Linked DNA regions of Homo sapiens: region 1 is linked to region 2. Evidence: read pairs that join two places in POLR2A ChIA-PET (ENCODE). Cell type or tissue: B cell. All regions are shown on one strand. Each heading gives the region's core, and the rest is flanking DNA. Links, peaks and the distances in the headings are about the cores only.

Region 1 (10,280 bases), core at 3,914-7,913, 220 kb before region 2:
TCAGGGTAGATTTGTAAAGGAAAAAGAACATGGACACAACAGAAAAAGCTAGAATTACAATGGTCTTTCATAAGTCAGATCATTTCAAAATGTAAAAGTATGTTGATACCTTTTGCCAGAAATCCATAGAAAACCTCATGTACCAAATGTCACACTGGCTGTAATCAAATCGCCCAAGAATAGTCACATTAGATTCACTGGGTTTAATTTTATCTATATCATCTTCCATCTTGCCAGGTTTCCAGCACACAATGGCATTTTCACAAGACTAAAACAGAGAGAGAAATGAGAAAAAGAAATGTTAATGAGGAACTGAATCTTACAAAGTAAAAACAAGGCTTTTCTATTGTTTTGGAATTCACAGCTCTTAGAACCTGGTTAATCCATCTATCAAGTACAGTGATGTACATTCATTTATATTTACAGTCAATGACCATACTTAAGGACAAGAAATCTGATTATCAACAGAATTCGATAATACAAAAGAATCACATTGTCTGAAATATTCATTTTGGAAGTCAACATTTCTCTTTCAAGTTAAACCAAGTTCAGCTCTAGATACTCTGACACCCAGAGACTTTAAGTGTTTTATAGCACAGGTCAATTACAAACACACAGAATTAGAATACATGGCTTTTCAGAATCCGGCATTAATCTGGCTCTTGCTTACTTCACTAGTTTCATCTTTCCCCATGCAGTCTCCCATTTCGCTTCTAATCACAGGTGGTTTCCTTTACCTTATTAACTATTATTCCTTCATCCAGTATCTGTGCCACACAGTAGGTACTCAACAGGTATCTTAGGAAAGTTGATGAACTCACATAAATAGCCTTAGAATTCAGTTTATAAATAGGGCAATCGAAGGCAAGTAAAGCAGTTGTTTAACATCAAGACACTCATATGGGGATAGGATTGAAATAGGCTTCAAACTTATACTTTTCCTATCCTATAAAATCAAATTTGTATGCACATACCTAAGCAGTAAGTGGTAAAGAATACAATGAGAAAAAATTGCAAAACTGTGGGCACTATTCATATTACTGTCTAGGTCAGTGGTTTGCCCACGAAGGGACATTTGACAATGTGTCTGTGCTCTAATGGGTAGAGGCCAAAGATGCTACTAAATATCTTATAATGCACAGGAAACCCCCTACAAAAAAAAGAATTATCTGGCCTAAACTAAATAGCACCAGGATTCAGAAATCCTCATGTAAGTGAACAGTGCCCCTAGAGTTTTACTGGACAGCCTACATAATATAGTGACAGGTGGCAGCCCTGTGGGGTTCACAGGCATTTAAATAATTTAATAGTATGGCCACTTGAAGATTAGGGAGGAGACAACACATTTTTCTTCTCTACCTTTTTTATTTAGACTTTTTAAATCCTAGTGCTATATGACATCTATTATTCAAGTTTTTAACTGTAAAGGACCTTAGAAACCACCCAGTGTGATGACTCTTGGCTAAATGCAAAATTGGATCAATAGTCTGTGGAGTTTTCTCAAAAGACTCATCTCAGCCCCTACTGATTCAGAGTCTCTCAGCCCCTACTGATTCAGAGTCTCTAAGAGAAAGGCCAAAGCAGAAGAACTGTAAAATAGCTCTTCAAGTGCTTCTTACTAACTGCACCGGTGAAGAATTTTTAAGTACTGGAGTCCCTGGATGGAAAAACTAAAGCAAAGTGAGGTAAAAAGATGTTGCCAGAGCTAATGGATGGCTGCACTTCAAAATCATCTAAGAGCTTTTTAGAACTACCAATTCCCAGGGCCTTGCGCCAGATTTAGAATTTCTGAAGGTGAGGTCTAGGAAATCTATTTTTCTAACATTCTCCTAGTGAGTCCGATGCAGAGCCAGATTTGAGACCACCAATATATTTCAGTTCAGCCTACCACCTAAAATTCAGAAATCCTTTCCAGAGATCTAAGTTCTAAGAGCAGAAATTTTAAAAAGCTAATAGCTTTTTACTTCTGCTGGTGGAACAATGTAGCAGATGTGTTTTTTCCTGTAAGTCCACTTAAAAGTCGGAGTATCATACACAAAGCAAACATAAGACTTGGAAAGGTAGAGAAAAGGCAAACAAGTTAGAAACCTTGGAACACAAACGATAACCGTTGAGTTTCCCGGGTTTTCTTTTGCCTTATGTATTCCAGACTAGATAAGAGAGAAGGCAGCAACTCACAAATGCTAATGAGTGAAGACAACAACAACAACAACAACAATAAAAGCCTGCTTTTTCTAGCCAATGAACCAAAAAAAGTAGCAGCCTAACAGGACAAAATTTTCAGACAACAATGCTCTACTCCAGCCAAACACCCTAGAAAAATCTGTGGACCCACCTCCATCTGAACCAGTGAAAACCCATGCTCAGGTTGTAACTAAGCACCCCAAGTGCCTACCCCATGACTCTCCCTGTACCTCTTATAGCAATGGGGTGACCCGCCTCCTCTCGGGCTAGGGTGGTATCAGAGGAGGCCTAATAGAGTTAGGACATTCATAACCATTCATTGGTAAAGCCACCACCAACTACCCAGAGTGTAAATGGAGACCACTAGGGGGGGCAGTAATTAGGCATCCTGGCCCTTCCCAGCTAGGGTGGTATCAGCTGAGGCCTACGGAGAGCCTTAACTCCCACCCCGACTGAGCAGTAATGAAGCACCAACACAAGGTCAACCGAGTGGGGAACCCAGACTTCCACCCCAATCTGGCACAACACAATGCGCCTCCCTTCCCCAGCTGAAAAGGTATCAGAGAAAGCCTGCTGTAAGAGAAGATCTAAATAAGGTCCAGAGTCTCGTAATACCCAAAATACCCAGGTTTCAATCAAAAATCACTCTTCATACCAAGAATCATAAAAATCAACTTTTTAAAAAGACAAAAATCAGCTTTAAAAAGATAATCAATAGATACCAACACTGAGATAACATGGATGTCAGATCTGACATAGATTTAAGGCAGGAATATAAAAATGCTTCAATGAATGCAAACATACTTAGAATGAACTGGAAGTTTTATAACTAAAATATACTATTATAACCCAAATAAAAAACTCAATTGATGGGCTCAATATCAAAAGAGAAGAGGGTCAAGAGTCAGTAAATTTAAAGACAGTACAATAGAAATTACCCAATCTGAACAAAAAAAAAAAAAGAAAAAAGACAGTCCTAGGGACCAAACAAACGATCTAACATTCATATAATCAGAGTCCCAAAATGAGGGAAGAGAGCAGGGCTGAAAAACAATTTGAGTAATGGCTGAAAACTTTCCAAACCTGGGACAAAACATCAATCTACTACAGATTCTTCAAGAATGTCAGTGAACCCCAAACAAGACAAACCCAAAGAAATCCACATCAAGTCATATCGCACTCAAACCTCAAACTAAATATACTCATGCTCAATCTGAAAACTAAAGGCAAAGAAAACAATCCTGAAAGCAGTAAGACAGAAAGAACATCTTACCTACAGGGGACAAACAATTCCAGTGACAGCAAATTTCTCATCGGAATTATGGAGGCCAAAGAGGGAGCAAAAACATTTGTCAGGTGTTGAAAGAAAATAACTGTGAATCCAGAATCCTATATCGAGTGAATACATCCTTCAGAAATAAAGAAGAAATGAGGCCATGCTCTGATAAAGAAAAACTAGGAGAATCTGTTAACAGCAGACCTGCTCTAAAAGAATGGTTAAAGAAAGTTTTCGAAACAGAAAGAAAATTAATTAAGAAGATTTGAATTTATCAGTAAGGAAGAACAACAGAAAATGCAAAATGAGTCAATATAATATTCTCCTTTTCCTTTTGGGTTTTCTAAATTATGTTTGATGGTTGAAGAACAAAAAAACTGATATGGTTCTCAAATACAAATAAATATTTAAGACAATTATAAATGGAGAAGAATAAAGTGATGTAAAGGGAAGGAAGCATTCTAAATTTCACTCAAATGGCTTGTGCCCATAATCCCAGTCCTTTGGGAGGCCAATGCAGGGGAATCACCTGAGGCCAGGAGTTTAAGACCAGCCTGAGCAACATAGCAAGATCCCCACCTCCACACATTAAAGAAATTAGCTGAGCATAGTGGTGCATGCCTCTAGTCCTAGCTACTCGGGAGGCTGAATCAGGAGGATTGCTTGAGGCCAGGAGTTTCAGGCTTCAGAGAGCTAAGACTGTGCCACTGCACTCCAGCCTGGGTGACTGAGTGAGATTTTATTTCTGGAGAAAAAAAAATATTGTAAAATGCTGATAATATAGTAGACTAATGAGTTACTATAGAGAAATAAAAATGGAATTCTAAAAACTGTTCATGTAACCCAGAAAGTTAGGGGGGAAAAAACTCAGAGAGAAATGAAAAAGACAAAAAGAAAAATGGCAGACTTAAAATAATAACTGATATAAAGCTTAAATATAAATGGTCTAAATACACCAATTAAAAGACATAGGCAGAATAGATTTAAAAAATGACCCAACTATATCATCTACAAGAAACTTACTCAATTATAATATACATAGATTAAAAGTTTGAAAAAAGATTATGTAATGAAAAAAGAGACAATTCCAAAGACATAGCAATACTAAATGTGAATGCATGAACAATAGAACTGCAAAACGTGACAGAACTGAAAGGAGAAAGAGAAAAATCCACATTGTAACTGAAGATTTCAACACCTGTCTCTCAATAGTTGATAAAACAGTAGACACCGAACAAGGATATAGAAGAATTCGACATCATCAACCAATTAAACACTTATACAACATTCCACTCAACAGAGTACATATTCTTTTCAAGCTCCCATCAAATATATCTAAAATAGAGCCATAAAACAAATTCTCAAAAACTCAACAATCTAAGCTACCATCTTAAGAAACTGATAAAAGTTGAGCAAAATAAACCAACAGTGGCCGGGCGCGGTGGCTCACGCCTGTAACCCCAGCACGTCGGGAGGCCGAAGCAGGTGGATCACCAGGTCAGGAGATCGAGACCATCCTGGCTAACACAGTGAAACCCCATCTCTACTAAAAACATAAAAAAATTAGCCGGGTGTGGTGGCAGGCTCCTGTAGTCCCAGCTACTCAGGAGGCTAAGGCAGGAGAATGGTGTCAACCCAGGAGGCGGAGCTTGCAGTGAGCCAAGATCGCGCCATTGCACTCCAGCCTGGGCGACAGAGCCAGACTCCGTCTCAAAAAAAAAAAAAAAAAAATCACACTAATTTTGCACAATCTCTTCTGGAAAATGGGAAACAGATCATTTGCCAATTCATTATAAAGTCAGTATTACTAATACCAAAACCAGAAAAAACAGTACCAAAAAAAAAAGTTAAGACCAGTATCATACCTCACGAATACAGACACAAAAATCCTTAACAAAATATTAGCAAACAGAACTCAGCAATACAAAAAATTACACAGGATGATCAAGTAGGAATGTATTCCAGGGTTCCAAGGCTGGATCAATATTCAAAAAACCAATCAATATAATCTACTATATTAATAGGCAACACAAGATAAACCATATGAGCATATAAACTGATGAAGAAAAAGCATTTGACAAAACACCATTCATGAAAAAGCTCTCAAAAATTTAGGAACAGGAAACAGTTCTCAACTTTCCCAACTTGATAGAGAATATCTACAAAACAAAACAAAACAAACCCTAATATACTTAATTGTGAAAGACTGAATGACAAGTCAAGAATATCTGTTCCTAACACTGCTATTCAACACAGGACTGAAAGTTCACCAGCGCAATAAGGCAAAAAAAGAAAAGGCATATAGATCACAAAGGAAGAAATAAAACTGTCCTTATTTGCAGATCACATGATAGTCTACAGAGAAAATCACAAAACACACCTTGAATATGTAGTCTAGCTAGGTCACAAGATTCAAGATCAATATGCAAAAATCAATTATATTTCTATATATTAGTTATGAACACATAAAAATGGAAAATAAAAATATAAAACAGTTTATAATTGCTTAAAAAATACTTAGGTATAAATCTAACAGAGCAAAAATGGGACTTATATGCTAAAAACTATAAAATGCTGATGACAAAAGTCAAAGAAGTTGTAAATAAATGAAGAGACATACCACAATCATGGATTAGAAGACTCAGCACAATATTAATTCTCCTTGAAATTATATATACAGGTTTAATACAAATCCAGTTAAAAACTCCTTCTCCTCAAAACAACTCCCAGCAAGATTTTTAGAAATGTAGAAAAGATTATTCTAAAATTTACACACAGAAAGACAAAGGAATTAGAATAGCTCAAAACAATTATGAAAAAAATAAAAGCGGGAAAAATCTATCAGATTCCAAGAATAATTATAGAGCTACAATAATGAGGACTGTGTATGTAGTACTGGTGGAGGGACAGATATACAGATGAAACAGAACAGGAAAATCAAAAACAGCCCCACGTAAGTACAGCCAAACAATTTCTGAGAGAGGTGCAAAAGCAATTCAATGGCGGAAGAATAGTCTTCCAACAAATGCTGATGGAACAACTGAGTATCTATAAGAGAAAAATGAACTTCCACCTAAACCTCGCACCTTCATAAGGAAATCAACTCAAAATGGATTACACATTTAATGTAAAACATAGCAGTATAAAACTTTTACAAGAGAACACAGGAGAAAATCTTTAAGGTCTATAGCTTGGTAAGGAGTTCTCAGGCAAAACATCAAAAGCATAATCCATAAAATAATTTTAAAAAATCAATATACTGGATTTAATAAAAACTACAAACATTTGCTCTGTGAAAGACCCTATTAAAGAGGATGAAATGACAAGCTACAGACTGAAAGAAAATATTTGCAAACTATGTATCTGATACAGGATTCATATTTAGAATATATTCAAACTCTCAAAACTCAACAGTTAAAAAAAAAAAAAAAACACAACAAAAAACCAATCCAATTAGAAAATGAGCAAAAGATATGAAAAGACATCACCAAAAAGGATATACGAATGGTAAATAAGCACATGAAAAAGATGTTCAACATCACTAGCCATCAGGGAAATGCAAATTAAGACCACGATGAGATATCACTACACACCTATCAGAACAGCTAAAATAAAAAATAATGACAATACCAAATGCTGGCGAAGATTCGGAGACACTGGATCTCTCATACATTGCTGGTGGGAATGTAAAATGGCACGGCCACTCTGGAAAATAGTTTGGCAGTTTCTTAAAAAACTAAACAAACTTAACCACAACCCAGCAATTGCCCTCCTAGGCATTTACCCAGAGAAATGAAAACTTAAGTCCACACAAAAACCTGGACACAACTGCTGATTAGCAGCTTTATTTGCAATAGCCCAGAACTGGAAATGACCAAAACCTCCTACCATAGATAGTTACATAAACTATGGTAATCCATACCATGGAATACTACTCAGCAATAAAAAAGGAGAACTACTGATACAGGCAACAACCTGGATGGATCTCAAGGGTTTGAGTGGAAAAAAACAATCTTAAAAGGTCCCAAACTGTACCATTCTTGAAATGACAAAATTCACGTGATAAAATGACATAAAACTAAACACACACATTGTACCAGTGTCAATTTTCTGGATTTGATATTGTATTACAGTTATATAATATATAAACTTTGGATTCTGGATAAAGATCATATGGGACCTCTCTGCACAATCTTTGAAACATCCTATGAATCAAGTTATTTGAAGGTCAAAAGTTTAAAGAAAAAAGAAAAAAACAGTTTACACATAAAGCCAAGAAAAAAGTAAATCAGGCTCTGCCCAAGAAAATGTGAAGTGGCCTGAAATTCACATCAAGAAAAGAAACCGGACAGCAATTTCACCAAATTTGATAATCCTAAATGCTCATGTAACATCACCAATAGCTTCTCTAAATTATCAGCTACAAAAAAATACACAGACACACAAACACACACACACACACACCCAGATGGCCTTGACTTACAATGGTCTGATTTACAATTTTTCAACTTTACCAAAATGGTACAAAACAGCTGCAATTTTGAAGTACTTGGAATTTTGAATTTTGATCTTTTCCTGGGCTAGCAGTATGCAGTATGTGAGATATTCAATGCTTTATTATAAAACAGGCTTTGTGTTAGATAATTTTGCCCAACTGTAGGCTAATTCTGAGCACATTTAAGATAGGCTGGGCTAAGCTGATATTCAGTAGGTTATGTGTATTAAATGCGTTTTCAATTTATGATGGGTTTATCACGATGTAATCCCATCATAAGTTGAGGAGCATCTGTATAAATCCATCAACAGGGGCAGGGGTTGGCAAACTACAGCCCATAAGCCAACTCCAGCCACCTGTTTTTATAAATAAAATTTTACTAAAATAGTCACAGAGATACAAAAAAACAAAAGCCAATTCTGTTGGCTTTAGTTACTGGTTATCTTGTAACAATACTGACTATCAGAGAATACTATCACCTTATAAAACTATACTCATCTTACTGGAGCACAAAGAATTATAATTCAATGGCATGTTTTATTCTTAAAACAAGTTTCTAAATATATCAAAATATGAGACTTTAAAAAAGGCAACTTCCCAGCTGCCATTCAATTTAATAAACTACATAAAGTGCTCCCTGCCAAGTTCCAACATGCGCACACACATACACACACACACACACACACACACACACACACGATGGAAGTACAGCTTAACTGCAGTTACCATACCTTAGAAAGTATCAAATCGCCTAACCATCGCACACAATCAACATAATTCCTATGTATGTCTCTGGTAGAAAAATCAGGAAAATGGATTTTCTGAGAAATAAATGGCCTGAAGGAAGAATGGAAATGTAAAAAGTTAAAAGAAAAAATTATAGTAGAATCATACTCTTTTTCATTTTTGGATTTATAAAACTTGGAAAAACAAAATGTAAGACTATTAATTCCTCTGTGTTCCTACATAACCAACCACCTTATCTATTTATTGAAAGCTAAAGTCTCATTCCACTTTTGTTTATTTTTCTCCATTATTATCCAATTTTATCTTTGTCCTATGATAGATACTTTGTTTATAAACATTGTAGTTTCCTGCGTTTTACTATATATAACCCAAAATTAATCACCTCAATTCTGGGTACCCTAACCAATAATAAAGGCCTGATCAGTTTCTCACTGAAAATATACTAAGCTACCTACTCAGTCCTTAAAATTAAGCATTAATAATCTATGAAAGTCAATATATCTACACTATTTCAAAAGATAGTCATCTTTCCAGGAACAACTAAACATCATTCCAAAGTCTGCTAAAGATACATCTACAGTCCTGCCTTGAGCAATAATTTCTGAAAATGATGCCTTACAGGAATTTAAAATTTCTTAAGTGGGGGTGGGTGCGGTGGCTCCCAGCACTTTGGGAGGCCGAGGCAGGTGGATCATCTGAGGTCAGGAGTTCGAGACCACCCTAGCCAACATGGTGAAACCCCATCTCTACTAAAAATACAAAAAAAAAAAAAAAAAAAATTAGCCAGGCATGGTGGCGGCCGCCTGTAATCCAGCTACTTGGGAGGCTGAGGCAGGAGAATCGCTTGAACCTGCGAGGCAGAGGTTGCAGTGAGCCAAGATTGCACCACTGCACTCCAGCCTGGGAAACAAGAGCAAAACTCCGTCTCAAAAAAACAAATAGAACAAAATAAAATTTCCTAGGACTTTTCCAAATAATTTCTGTATTTAGGAAACTAAATGGCAACACTGTTTTCATTAGAGATATTTGTGAGAAGAAACAAAACAAGCTGCTATTAATTCTGGAGTTATTTAACAGTACACTTAACATTCCTAATATACTCAGTTTTAAATCAGAAATAGCTGTATAAGTATAATATGCCATGAATTAGTTGTCTTAGGCAATTCATATGTCCTCTCTTTACCTTTTCCCTCAGATATGTAAAAAAGCACTTTGGATTGGAGCAACTCAAAACAATCCTTCCAATTCAAATTCTGGGATATTTTGTTGAAACATTAAAATGTTATTCGTGATCTGATATAAATTCTTAACTCTGCTATAATTATATTAATTGCTTTTTAGCTAAATACATACTATAATTGTATGGCCAAACCTCTCTCAAAGAAAAAACGAGTACAACTGTTATTTTTTGAAAACTCTGAAATATAGTTTGTATTTATTCCAGATATCTAGAAAATAATCTAAAAATATAAATTTAACATTGTCCTACTAGCTCCTGGTGTTTTAAAGGAGAAAGGTAAAACTTTTAATAATTCTTAGAGGACACTTAGGTCTGATGAATGTTAGTGCATTGAAATA
Region 2 (12,819 bases), core at 4,720-8,719:
ATAATAGTGTCATTGTATGTTTCCATGGTATCTTTTTTTTTTTTTTTGAGACGGAGTTTTGCTCTTGTCCAGGCTGGAGTGCAGTGGCACGATCTAGGCTCACTGCAACCTCCGCCTCCTGAGTTCAAGCGATTCTCCTGCCTTAGCCTCTCAAGTAGCTGGGATTACAGACGTGTGCCACCACGCCTGGCTAATTTTGTATTTTAGTAGAGACGGGGGTTTCACCATGTTGTCCAGGCTGGTCTCAAACTACTGACCTCAGGTGATCCACCCATCTCAGCCTCCCACAGTGTTGAGATTACAGGCATTAGCCACCACCCCCAGCCAGCAAGCAATTTTTTAAAGGTAGATTTTTGCCAACATTTAAAAAAAATCATATTTTTTTTGGAGTGCTAAGGAAAAATGGTGACAGTCCAGAAAATATTATAAAGATGAGTGGGCCAGGCACAGTGGCTCACGCCTGTAATCCCAGCACTTTGGGAGGCCAAGGTGGATGGATAACCTGTGGTCAGGAGTTCAAGACCAGCCTGACCAACATGGAGAAACCCCACAGCCTGAGCAACAAGAGTGAAACTCCGTCTCAAAAAGAAAAAATGAGTGACACTTGATTCTTACCTTAAAAGGAGCCTGAGATCTAATAGTGTAAAATGTGCAAACTAATAATTGATTATAATACATTAAGGTAAATGCATAATAAATTTTTACATAAAGATCAAAGTAGGAGAGAGTAATTAACTTTGAAGGAGGTTAGTAAAGACCTCACAGAGGGGAGGTAACAGGAACTTTAAGGATGAATGGTGATTTGCAGATGATAAGCAGTGACATGGGGCAAAAAAGCGCTTTATGGTGTGTTTGTGGGAAACTGAATAGTTTTGTGTGGTAGAATGCAAAGTGTTAATGGGAGTAAGGGGAGATGAGGCTGGAGAGGGAGCTCTTAAAGGAGCAGGACTTGTCTTGATAAACTCTGGGCTCTTCAGTGCCATCCTCCGTCTTCATTTTAGAGCCCTCCTTTCTCCCATTTATTAGCTGCTTCCCTAGCTTTAGATACCAGTGCTGTGAAACTAGCAATGTATTTTTTCCTTTTCACACATAGTTTGTAGTGAGGTTGTTGAGAAAGACAGGAAAGAAGGAATGCATGATTCTGTTGGCACATGTGCAGGGGGCTAAATATACCTTGCCACCCAAAATTGGACCTCCGAATGTTGTTATACATAGTGTTTGGCTCTCCAAATAAGTAAAATCAGGCATACTGTGAACTCATGGCTTTTGTGGGCTTGTCTGGGAATTGAGCTTTTATTGAGTTCCAAATTTATGAATGAACTTAACACAAACTATCTTATTGGGTGATAGTATGAATAAATAAGATTTGTTAAATCAGTTTGAAGTCAGTAAGAATCTTCGTGGCCTGTTTGATTTAATTAGTGACTTTTATATATCTGAAAATGATATATTGTCACTTGTGCATTTTTAAAGCTGGATTTCTACCAAACAAGGCTTTGTTAGTCTTGGATGGGTGCTTTGGCTCATCCCTGTAATTCCAGAACTTTGGGAGGCCGAGGTGGGCAGATTGCTTGAGTCCAGGAGTTTGAGACCAGCCTGGGTGACATAGTGAAATCCCATCTCTACTGAAAATATAAAAATTATTTGGGCATGGTGGCACACACCTGTAGTCCCAGCTACTTGTAATGCTGAAGCGGGAGGATCACTTGAGCCCAGGAGGCAGAGGTTATAGTGAGCCGAGATCATGCCACTGTACTCCAGCCTTGGTGACAGTGAGACCCTGTCTCAAAAAAAAGACTTTATTCGTCTTAAGGAAATTAATATGCTCATTAGCATTACATATTGAGTCTTGTTAAAATAAAACTTTAGACAAATTAAATTTGGCAGTTAATTTGAGCAAAGAAACAATTCATGAATTGAGCAGCACCCTGAAGGAGTAAAGGTTCAGAGAGTTCCACCCAGCAATGTGGATAGTCAGGATTTATAGACAGAAAAAGAAGTGACATCCAGACATAGTCTGATTGGTTACAGGTCCACGTTTGTGTCCACGTTTGCCTTATTTGGACATGTCTGAGCAGCTTGCCGCTTGTGATTGGCAGAACGCTTAGCCTCGTTACAAGAATATACTCGAGTTAGGTTGCAGTTTTAACATACTGAGGTGCAGTTCCCTGCTTATGGAAGCAGCTTTAGGCCAAATTTAATTAACAGTGTCACTATTCAGGTTGTGTTGAGATTATTGTGAAACACTAATCTGTCCTCAGTCTAGTAGGGTAGATGACGTATGCAGATAGCTGTATTGCCAGACAATGTGAGATAAGTACAGATCAAATGATGTTAAAAATCAGATAAGAGAGATACTGCTTTTGATAAGGGAAGATAACTGGACCTTAAATGATAAGTTATTAGGAACACTAGGCATTTCAGGTGGAGGAAAGAGCATGAGCAAACATTTGTAGACAGGAAGCTGAAATTGTGTTTGAGGAACAAAGAGATTTGTAAATGGGGTGCTTTTGGACTGTGAGAGGGACAGGTTGGGTGCAATGAGAAATACAGTCGGAGCAATTGTCTGAGGCTAGATTGTGAAGGGAGTATGACTTTTAATTATATGACCTTTAGATATAGCTTTTTGGCTACTGTAGGTCAAGTTGGACCATAGTTAGAGCCAATTTTTCAAAATTACACTTTATCTGTAGTTTCTGCTGCCAGTGTGAAAACAGGAAAGGCAAGGAGTTTTGCTGATCTGGAAGCTGAGATGAGATTTTGCTGCTTCAAGTTTTTGTATTAACTTTATTATAGAATGAATGAATGGTGGCAATTACTGAGGTTTGGGGATTTCCGAGTCTCTAGATTGCACAGGAATCATTGAAGAAGTCTTCTCAACAGAAATAATGTAAACCTAACTTTGATCTGAAGGAAGAAATTTTATAAAAGAAAGGAAACTTTCAGTCTTCAGGGATTCACAAAGTCTGATAAAAATTGGTGTATTAGTCTATTCTCGTGCTGCTATGAAGAAACACCCAAGACTGGGTAATTTATAAAGAAAAGAGGTTTAATTGACTCACAGTTCTGCATGGCCAGGGAGACCTCAGGAAACTTACAATTATGGCAGAAAGGGAAGCAAACATGTCCTTTCTCACATGATGGCAGGAGAGAGAAGTGCCCCTTATAAAACCATCAGATCTCATGAGAACTCACTCACTATCATGAGAACAGCATGGGAGAAACTGTCGCTATGATTCAGTTATCTCCACCTGGTCCTGTCCTTCACATGGGTATTATTACAACTCAAGGTGAGATTTGGGTAGGGACACAGAGCCAAACCGTTTCAGTTGGTTTAGTTAGGACATACAAAATGGGGAGAATAGCTAACCTTTAAGGAAACCTTTCTATGTCTTGGGCAATTGACATGCATTGTTAACACAATGTTTATACAAACCTATTCATCAGATAGTCTTATTGGCTTTATTTTCCACATACTTAAACCAAAACACTATTAGTAAGAAGACATAGAGAATAAATCTGACATTTAGATGGCGATGAAGAACCTTGACTAGAGGTCAGGCAATCTGAAGGGGAGCTTCTTAGCTCACAGAAAACTTATATGGAATGAGATATAGATAGGAGAGAGCTTTTCTTTGAGGAATATAATTTATGTAAATATGTAAGATTACATTTTGAGATGTCAACTTTCTATACTTTTTTTCTTTTCTTTTTGAGATGGAGTCTCACTCTGTTACGCAGGCTGGAGTGCAGTGTCGCGATGTCAGCTCACTGCAACCTCTGCCTCCCAGGTTCAAGTGATTCTCCTGCTTCAGCCTCCCAAGTAGCTGGGACTGTGAGTGCACGCTACCATGCCTGGCTAATTTTTGTATTTTTAGTAGAGATGGGGTTTCACCATGTTGGCCAGACTGGTCAGGAACTCCTGACTTCAAGTGATCCGCCCACCTCCATCTCCCAAAGTGCTGGGATTACAGGAGTGAGCCACCACTTTATCTTAAGATAAATTTTCCATATGCTTCAAGAGGAGTAAGCTCTAACTGGAATGTAGGGTACTGACCCTAGCTCCATATGACCTCACAAAAATCTGTTACTAAAATAGTTTATTTTCTAAATTACCTTCTTACTCTGTTATTCTGTGATGCTATAATTGTGCTCCTTTAGCTTTTTTTGTTGTAGGCTTGGTCCTTTGGAAACGAATACCAGAAACAGTTTCTCTCTGAGCCTTTGCTTCATTCTCCATCAGAGTATTCTGTCCCATTTACTACTATATCATTATTTGAAAAACAGTTTGAATTTGCATATCTTATTATCATTGGTAGGAATAGGTGGCATTGTCTTATGTGATTCTTGTTTTAGGAGGAAATGGGCAACAAAAATGTGAATTTTCAGCTGGGTGTGTTGGTGCATCCTTGTAGTCCCAGCTACTCAGGTGACTGAGGTGGCAGTATTTCTTGAGGCCAGTAGTTTGAGGCCACCTTGTACAACATAGCGAGACCACATCACATAAAAAATAATAACAATAAATAATTTTTTTCCAGTGTGTATCTTGGATGTAAAAAAAAGGGAGTTTCTTTCTACCTTTATTAAAAATTGTCTTATATGTGTTGCCTGTTGTTCATATTGGGGGATCAGCTGAGGGTGTGTAAGGAGCATCACTAATCCATCACCATTTATGTTCTACCACAGTGACATAATCTTAAAATTATTAAGTGATGAATTGATGGATAATTGCTTCACCTTATTTTTATCTCTTCATTTTAATTCTTCAGAAACACAGAAATGTAAACATTATTATTGTTGCCAGGATCCTTAATTTAATTTGCATGATGGAAGGACTGTGTTTCTTAAATTATATGAATGCTGTGTATATGTATTGTAGAATGGGGAATTGCATGTATCTGTTTAATATTAGAAATCTGTAATAGGTCAAGGCTGCATCAGTTTTTGTGGCTGTAATTGCTTGCACATTTTTGGCTTATAAACTTTTGTGTACCAGTGACAACCATTAAGAGCCAGAAAAGTTTGCTTTTACTTGCAGTACATGTACATCTAGTTTTGAGTTATTTGTCAAAAAAGGGTGAACTTTCTTTTTGGCTTTTTTTTTGGGGGGGCCTTTTGTGACTTGAAATTAAGCAACTTACTGATATAGTTTTTTTTTTTTTTTTTTTTTGAGACAGAGTCTTGCTCTGTTGCCCAGGCTGGAGTGCAGTGGCGCGATCTCTGCTCACTGCAACCTCCGCCTCCTGGGTTCAAGGAGTTATCCTGCCTTAGCCTCCTGAGTAGCTGGGATTATAGGCTCTCATCACTACGCCTGGCTAATTTTTGTATTTTATTTTTAGTAGAGATGGGGTTTTGCCATGTTGGCCAGGCTGGTTGTGAACTCCTGACTTCAGGTGATCCACCCACGTTGACCTCCTAAAGTGCTGGGATCACAGGCGTGAGCCACCTCACCTGGCCTGATGTAGTTTAGAATAATCTTTAGTTGTGTCCAATATGTAGTTTTACCTAGCAAACTCGTTTTAATTGTTGGTACCTTTTTTTTTTTTTAACTTCTCTAAGTTCATCTACCTTCAGATTGCATCTTTGGAAGGGGATGGGCAGAATTTTGGAAGGTAGCAGTTCTCTTAGATGAATAGAAAAGAGGCCAGGCATGGTGGCTCACGCCTGTAACCCCTGCACTTTGGGAGGCCAAGGCAGGTGGATCACCTGAGGTCAGGAGTTTGAGACCAGCCTGGCCAATATGATGAAACCCCGAGATTGCGCCACTGCACTCCAGCCTGGGTGACAGAGTGAGACTCTTTCTCAGGGAAAAGGAAAAAAAAAGGGAAAATAAAAGAAAATGAATTTCTCCAATTAACAGTTACTGGCTTTATTTCAGGCGAGCTGTCATGGGGGAATTTGTCTGGTTTTGAGATATAAGATCAGTGTGAAGATTTATTGATACATACAAAATGGAGTGGGTTGCTCTGCAATGAATTTGTGTGTTAAAACTGAATATCAAAGATAAAATAAGTTAACTGGATAGTTGCATTTGATCTTTTGGTATGGAACCGGAGTAAAGATCTGATTTATGTTTTTTTTTGTTTGTTTTTTTGAGACAGTCTTGCTTTGTCACCCAGGCTGCAGTGCAGTGGCACAATCTCAGCTCACTGCACTGGGTTCCAGTGATTCTCATGCCTCAGCCTCCCAAGTAGTTGGGATTATAGGTGTGCACCCACCGTGCCTGACTAATTTTTGTATTTTTAGTAGAGACGGGCTTTTGCCATGTTGGTCAGGCTGGTCTGGAACTCCTAGCCTCATGTGATCCACCCGCCTTGGTCTTCCAAAGTGCTGGGATTACAGGTGGGAGCCACCGCACCCGGCCCTCTGATTTGTTCTTTACGTGGTCACTTTGCCTCCCATTTTCAGAATTGGAAGATATACCCACATTATCCTTATTCCCATTTGTACATTTCCTTATTGAAGTAAAACCAGCTGTTTAATGACTGAAAAGTTACAGTTTAGCAGGCAGTAATTTTTTTTTTTTTTTTTTTTTTTGAGACGGAGTTTCACTCTTACTCCCCAGGAGGCTGAAGTGCAGTGGTGCTATATCTTGGCTCACCGCAACCTCTGCCTCCCAGGTTCAAGCGATTCTCCTGCCTCAGCCTCCCGAGTAGCTGAGATTACAGGCATGCGCCACCACGCCCGGCTAATTTTTGTATTTTTAGTAGAGCTGGGATTTCACCATGTTGGCCAGGATGGTCTCGACCTCCTGATGTTGTGATCTGCCCGCCTCAGCCCCCCAAAGTGCTGGGATTACAGGTGTGAGCCACTGCACCCGGCCTATTTTTCTTTTATTAACATTAGCTTTAGTAATTTTTCTTCACAGAACTATGTATTTGTGTATTTGTTGTCAGGTTTGGAATTTGTGTTGGCTATCAATTTAATATAAAGTCTTAGACTTTATAGAGTATAAACCCTCATTTATTTTTGTTCATCGTATTCTTGCAAAATACTGTTTTGACTTGGTGACCTAGAGTGGATCAAGGCACTATCTTCAAGTGGTTTCTGTAGTAGCCTAACCTAGAAACACTGCCTGACATAGCTGAGTGGCAATGAAAAACAGCCATAGGTACTAACTTAAAAATTAGCTATAGAATTGCAACTGGCAGCTAAGTTAGAAAGCTATTTATAGAGCAGCTTGGGATACTAAGATACTCCTTGACTGCATGAAGGTGCAGTGCAAGGAGAGAACCATTGCTTCGCATCAGGAGATTGGAAACCTTTTTTTTTTGAGACGGAGTTTTGGCCTTGTTGCCCAGGCTGGAGTGCAGTGGCGGGATCTCGGCTCACTGCAGCCTCTGCCTCCCGAGTTCAGGAGATTCTCCTGCGTCAGCCTCCCAAGTAGCTGGGATTACAGGTGCCCGCCACCATGCCCGGCTAATTTTTTATATTTTTAGTAGAGACGAGGTTTCACCATGTTGGCCAGGCTGGTCTCAAACTCCTGACCTCAGGTGATCTGCCCGCCTCAGCCTCCCAAAGTGCTGGTATTACGAGTGTGAGCCACTGCACCCAGCCGGAAACGTTTTAAGAGAGAAACTTACTAATAAGTTGCTTCCTGTCCTTGGGCTTATAGACTTAATCTAGAATTGATTTTTCTTTGACTTTCTTCATCAGAGTTATATTTTCATAACTTAATGACTAACCAAGAATGTGTTATAACTGTTGAGGCCCCTTTTAACGTAGTTTACCCCTTCTGCTATTACTTAGAATTGATAGTAATTACATCTCTAGGGCAAAAGATGACTGGAAAATTGCTTTGTGTTCTTCTCATGTAACATCATATAAGACCTGTTCACCTAAAATCTAGTGAGTTGATTTAGTTTGTTCTCTGACATTCTTGGCTTCTTTAAACTTGCTTATAAATTAAGGCTTGCAGTTTGAGTCATTTGGAAATGGGCAATGCCCAGAACTTTCGCAACTTGTGAACTTGAGTTGAATAATGTGTCGCTTTCCTCATAGTCTGTCAACTTTAGTTCATTGTAGCCACAAAGAAGATGATTATGCCAATGAGGATTATACTAAACCAGACAAGAGGTGGCCTACTGTGTATACTAGGAATTAGATTTGTGAGAACTAAACACAACACTGAATTTGTGAAAATGTGTGCAGTTTAGAGTAATTAGAGAAAATGATAAGTCTCACTCAGACCACATGGAAATGGGGGTAGAGTGTGTGTGTGTTGTGGATGTGTGTCTTCATCTATCCTGCTAGTGGAAAGGTTACTGTTTGAAAAATGTAGTTCCAACACAGCCACTAGTTTGTGCTACTTTAGACAAGTATTTAAATCTTTGCAATAGAGATATTATAATAGAGCATTCCTTGCCTTGGCACAAGGCTGTTGTTAAATTGGAAGACTAAGGATATGAAAGAATTTTGTAATGTATAAAGAAATCTTGGCCAAGCACGGTGGCTCATGCCTGTAATCCCAACACTTTGGGAGGCCAAAGTGGGAGGATCACTTAAGGCCAGGAGTTTGAGACCAGCCTGGGCAACATAGTGAGACCTTGTATCTACAGAAAATTTAAAAATTGGCTGCATGTGCTGGCATGTACCTGTAGTCCCAGCTACTCCAGTCTGGGTGACAGAGTAAGACCCTGTCTTTATTAAGAAAGAAAGAAATCATATGTGCATTATAAAGATTTTGCCACTCTTAAGATTGAGTGCAAGGATCTATGGTAACACTTCCCAGTTGATGAAGAAATTGGGCATTAGATAATGAAGGTTTTGCAGCAGTAATTGAGTTTGAGCTATTTTCATGACAGTGTATTGGAAAGGTGATAGAGGAGTTGTCTCCTAAAATGAGGGAAAACATCAATACAAAATGATGGTAAGAAAGAAATGAAAATATTTGTAATGATGCTTTAAAGCTTTAGGGTACTTTTAAAATACCCTAAATATATCACCTTACTAAGCCAAGATGTTGTGAAAATTAAGTATTAGTCCTATTTTTTAAATGTTGAAATGGAAACTGAGTGACTAATTAACATGCCTGAAATCACAATGGTGAATCATGAATCTCGAATTTGATTCTAGATTTTTTTTGCTCATTCTGATGTGTTGGTTAGTCTTGTTATAGTACAGTTGTAGCACATGGAAATGGATGGGACCATGCATGGAAGCCAGAGAGTCTAGAGCAGAACTTCAGTGATGGCAAATTAAAATCTTCATTATCAGTATTTGAAGCAGATATTGAAAATGAATAGCTCTTAGGACAGACTATCAAATAAATGTGAGCCAGAAGATTTTTAATGGGAGAAATTAACTTTAATGAAATATCTTGTAGAAAGAGTTAAAAACAAGATACCTGCCAATCCCAGTCACTCTGGAGAGTATCTAATGTAGCAATGAAAGTAAAAACTAGTTAACATTCTCCAGTGTTTGTCAAGTTTAGGAAGAGATTAACTTGAAAAGCTGTGGTTGGGTAGAAGGTTTATTTGAAGATCGTTTGGCATCATAGCAAAAAAAAGTTGGTGAAAGATTGGTACTGTAGAATGATGGGAGAAAGATGATTAAATTTCCCTTCCTACTTGTCTAGACCACTTAAAATGTATATTACTTTCTCACACAAGCCAGGATAAAGATACACTCTTTAAGAAATTTAGGAGACTCTTCATATATCCATTCATAGATAGAATGTGGTTTTGAAAATAAATGGGATATTGTATAAATATAGATCTATATAAAATTTTATAATTCCTTTTAAGAAAGACATTTGTCAGGAAGTAAAATTGTCAGACTTTTTAGTGCTGAGAAATAGGAAATAGGTGAATGTGGGTTATATGGAGTCTTTTTTTTTTTTTTTTTTTTTTTTTTGAATTTCAAGACAGGGTCTCACTATGTTGCCTAGGCTGGAGTTCAGTGGCTATTCACAGTTGTCATCATTGCATACTACAGCCTCAAACTCTTGGGCTGAAGTGATCCACCCACCTCAACCTCCTGAGTGGCTGGGACTACAGGTGCATACCACTGTACCCTTCTAGGAATCTTATAAGAACAGGTGTATGGTTATGAGGTGTATGAGGATAGAGATATTTTTTGTCCTGGTGATTATTTCTTCTTGTAGAATAATCCTGGTGATTTTTCCTTCTTGTAGAAACTTAAAGGCGTAATATTAAACTTATTAGGAAAAATAACTCTGGCTTTATTTTGTAGTGATTTATTAATGGCTTTATTTTATAGTGATATATTAATAATGTATTAAAATTGCTCATATTTTCCACTTAGAGAGTATTATTTCAAAATTTAAAGCCATGTAGATAGGTTATTATTTGGTGCTACATCCGCCATTACTGCAGTTGGTTTCCAGCAGTTTGAAAAATGATTTTTCAGAAATGGCTTTCACTTGTTACTCAGTGGCTTACAGCAACGGTCCCCAACCTTTTTGGCACCAAGGAGTGGTTTCATGGAAGACAGTTTTTCCACAGACTGGCAGGGGGTGTGTGGAGGGATGGTTTCGGGATGAAACTGTTCCACCTCGATCATAGGCATTAGATTCTCATAAGGAGTGCACAGCCTAGATCCCTTGCATGTGCAGTTCACAATAGGGGTCGCGCTCCTATGAGAATCTAATGCCCCTGCTGATCTGATAGGAGGCAGAGCTCAGGCAGTAATGCTTCCTAGCTCACCAGCTACTGTGTGGCCCAGTTCCTAACAGGTCATGAGCCAGTAATGGTCCACGGCCTGGGGGTTGGGAACCCCTGGCTTACAGGGTCTTCACATGCTTACTAGCTACAGTTACGTCACTTAATCGTGTAATAAATGGCTCGTGTAATTTTGAGTCACTTAAAGTGATCAGATTGTTTTAATTGTGAAGCATGTGAATAAATAAATGAGATTTCCACCGTCTGGTACTATATACGTAAAACTAGAGGCTTTGCAAAATTACCAAGAGACGATCCCGTTTGATGTGTCTTTGGTTTGGCACAGGTGGAGCAGACATGTGAGATATAGAATGAATGGGAGGCCTTCACACTTACTCACTATGTGGAAGGTGGTAGTTGATCATGATGGTCAGTTCCATAGGCCTCCAGGCCACTGGTGACACACTACCACTGTTGCCATAATTCTTAAAAGTCATTTTATGTGGGGCTCCTTCCTAGCAACCTCCCTCAAACACATAGCTCCATCCCTTCCAAGAGCTAAGAAATTTTTAGCACTTGCCACCATCTATTTGTTCATTTGTTTACTGATTACATTCCTCCCATTAGTATATAAGCTCCGTGATAATAGAAACTTTGTCCACTATTGTATATTTCTAACTCCTAAGACACTATTGGCGTATTATAGTATGCAGTTAATACTAGAATAAATGGGATTTCTGTTTGTTCTTACTGAGGTTTGCAAAGCTTCATGAAAGTGGAATATAAAGATTCTCGTTGTTCTGTGTGCATTGGGGACATGGAACGGAACTTGTGTTTTCTGAGTGAGGGAGCCTCTGGCAGAGAGTCTAACTGCAATCCATTATTCCCTGTGACTGGGCAGAATTTAAAAATTTTTAAGAGAAGAGATGAAAAATCTTCTGGATTCCTACTTAATTTAGACATGGGTTTGGCTCTTAACGAAAAACTTTAACCTACCTACAGGGAAGGCTTTTTCGCTGTTACCCTTACTTCTGTCTCCTGGATCTTATGAGTGGAGAAATGAGCCTTTGTTTCACTTACAAATCCACAAATATTTATGCTGTCATATGAACACATGTATAAGGCGCTGTGTCACATTGTGGAAGATACAAAGAGACAGGATTCCTGAGAATTTAACAAAGTTAAGAATGAGTGTTATTAATTAAAACAAAAATGGGACATTTAGGTTATAGTTGAGACCATGTTCTTGTTTTTTAAACGTGAGATGTTTTTGGACACAGAGGTGAAAAATTCTAATGTCTCTAACTCCCCCAGAAGACCTTAGATTGATTTTTCTGAGAAGAAATTTGTGAATGATTTGCATAGAGATTTTCTTTGAGGTTAAGAAATTAGATGAGTTTCCCGGGGTGAAAAAAACAGAAGCAGAGATTATTGTTAAAAATGGTCATGGGTAGAGGGGTTAGAGGGCAAAGTAGGCAGAATAGAAGCATGTTTGTGTTTTAAGGAGGCTAAGAACTAGAATATAGCACTCATAAAAGGAAAATGCAAATGCACTGTGAATAGCTGCTACTGGTAGTGTATTAATTTCTTAGCTACATGTAAACTTTTATTAGTGTGCTTATAACTAAGGTGATGTGTAATATGTCATCCAAACTTGGGTCACTTTTAAGAGTGAAAGGGTGTGCTATCTGAATGGGACCCTGGACAACAGGTGTGAACCAGGACTGTTCCAGCAAAACCAGGACGGTTGGTCATTCCTAACTAATAACGTACTTTTCTCCAGACTTAGTCCCAATTCCTTTAACCTCTCCAGAATTATCTATAAATAATTATAGATATTATACCATAAATGTTTTTTCCTTTATAGTACTCTGATCTGCACTTGCAGAGCCTCTCAGTTGTTGGTTTCTTTTTCCCTGTCTTGTTGGAAAGAAAGGAGAATTTTTCTGCCCCCACTCTGGACCCTGCTTGGGTTCACAGCATTGGTGGAGGTAAGTAGTATTCTCAATGTATTGTTAGTTGACTTTCATTTTGCTTAGGAAATGAGGTTTCTGTATTTTTCTGATCCAGTACTAGATTTTTTTTTTTTTTTGAGAGTCCTGATGATATTTAACTGGGCTAACGAACAGTTAGTAAGTTCTTAGCATGTAATACAAAAAAGTGTTTGTAATTTTGGCATTTGTTCTTAAATTACTTG

The links. Peaks named below come from ENCODE experiments on the same cell type or tissue, not always from the same donor. Only the 100,000 strongest peaks of a DNase experiment are listed, where the experiment ranks them.
Region 1: POLR2A ChIA-PET joins it to region 2 with 6 read pairs; 2 of 35 experiments call an interaction of 5 or more read pairs at or near these places.

The regions. Positions count from the first base shown.
Region 1 is chr11:86,266,968-86,277,247 of GRCh38, reverse strand. EED (embryonic ectoderm development) reads right to left here. Exons shown (of 12, transcript NM_003797.5): 9 at 8,687-8,792; 10 at 110-268. Among named protein-coding and RNA genes, the nearest start is that of MIR6755, 6.2 kb to the left of the region's middle. In B cell, for the core only: no CTCF peak of the experiment used is centred there; no DNase peak of the experiment used is centred there.
Region 2 is chr11:86,042,556-86,055,374 of GRCh38, reverse strand. All of the region lies in intron 1 of PICALM (phosphatidylinositol binding clathrin assembly protein), which reads left to right. It overlaps LOC124902730 (a long non-coding RNA gene), which reads left to right. Exons shown (of 2, transcript XR_007062822.1): 1 at 1-12,613. Among named protein-coding and RNA genes, the nearest start is that of PICALM, 20 kb to the left of the region's middle. In B cell, for the core only: no CTCF peak of the experiment used is centred there; no DNase peak of the experiment used is centred there; H3K27ac peaks cover 1,265 bases.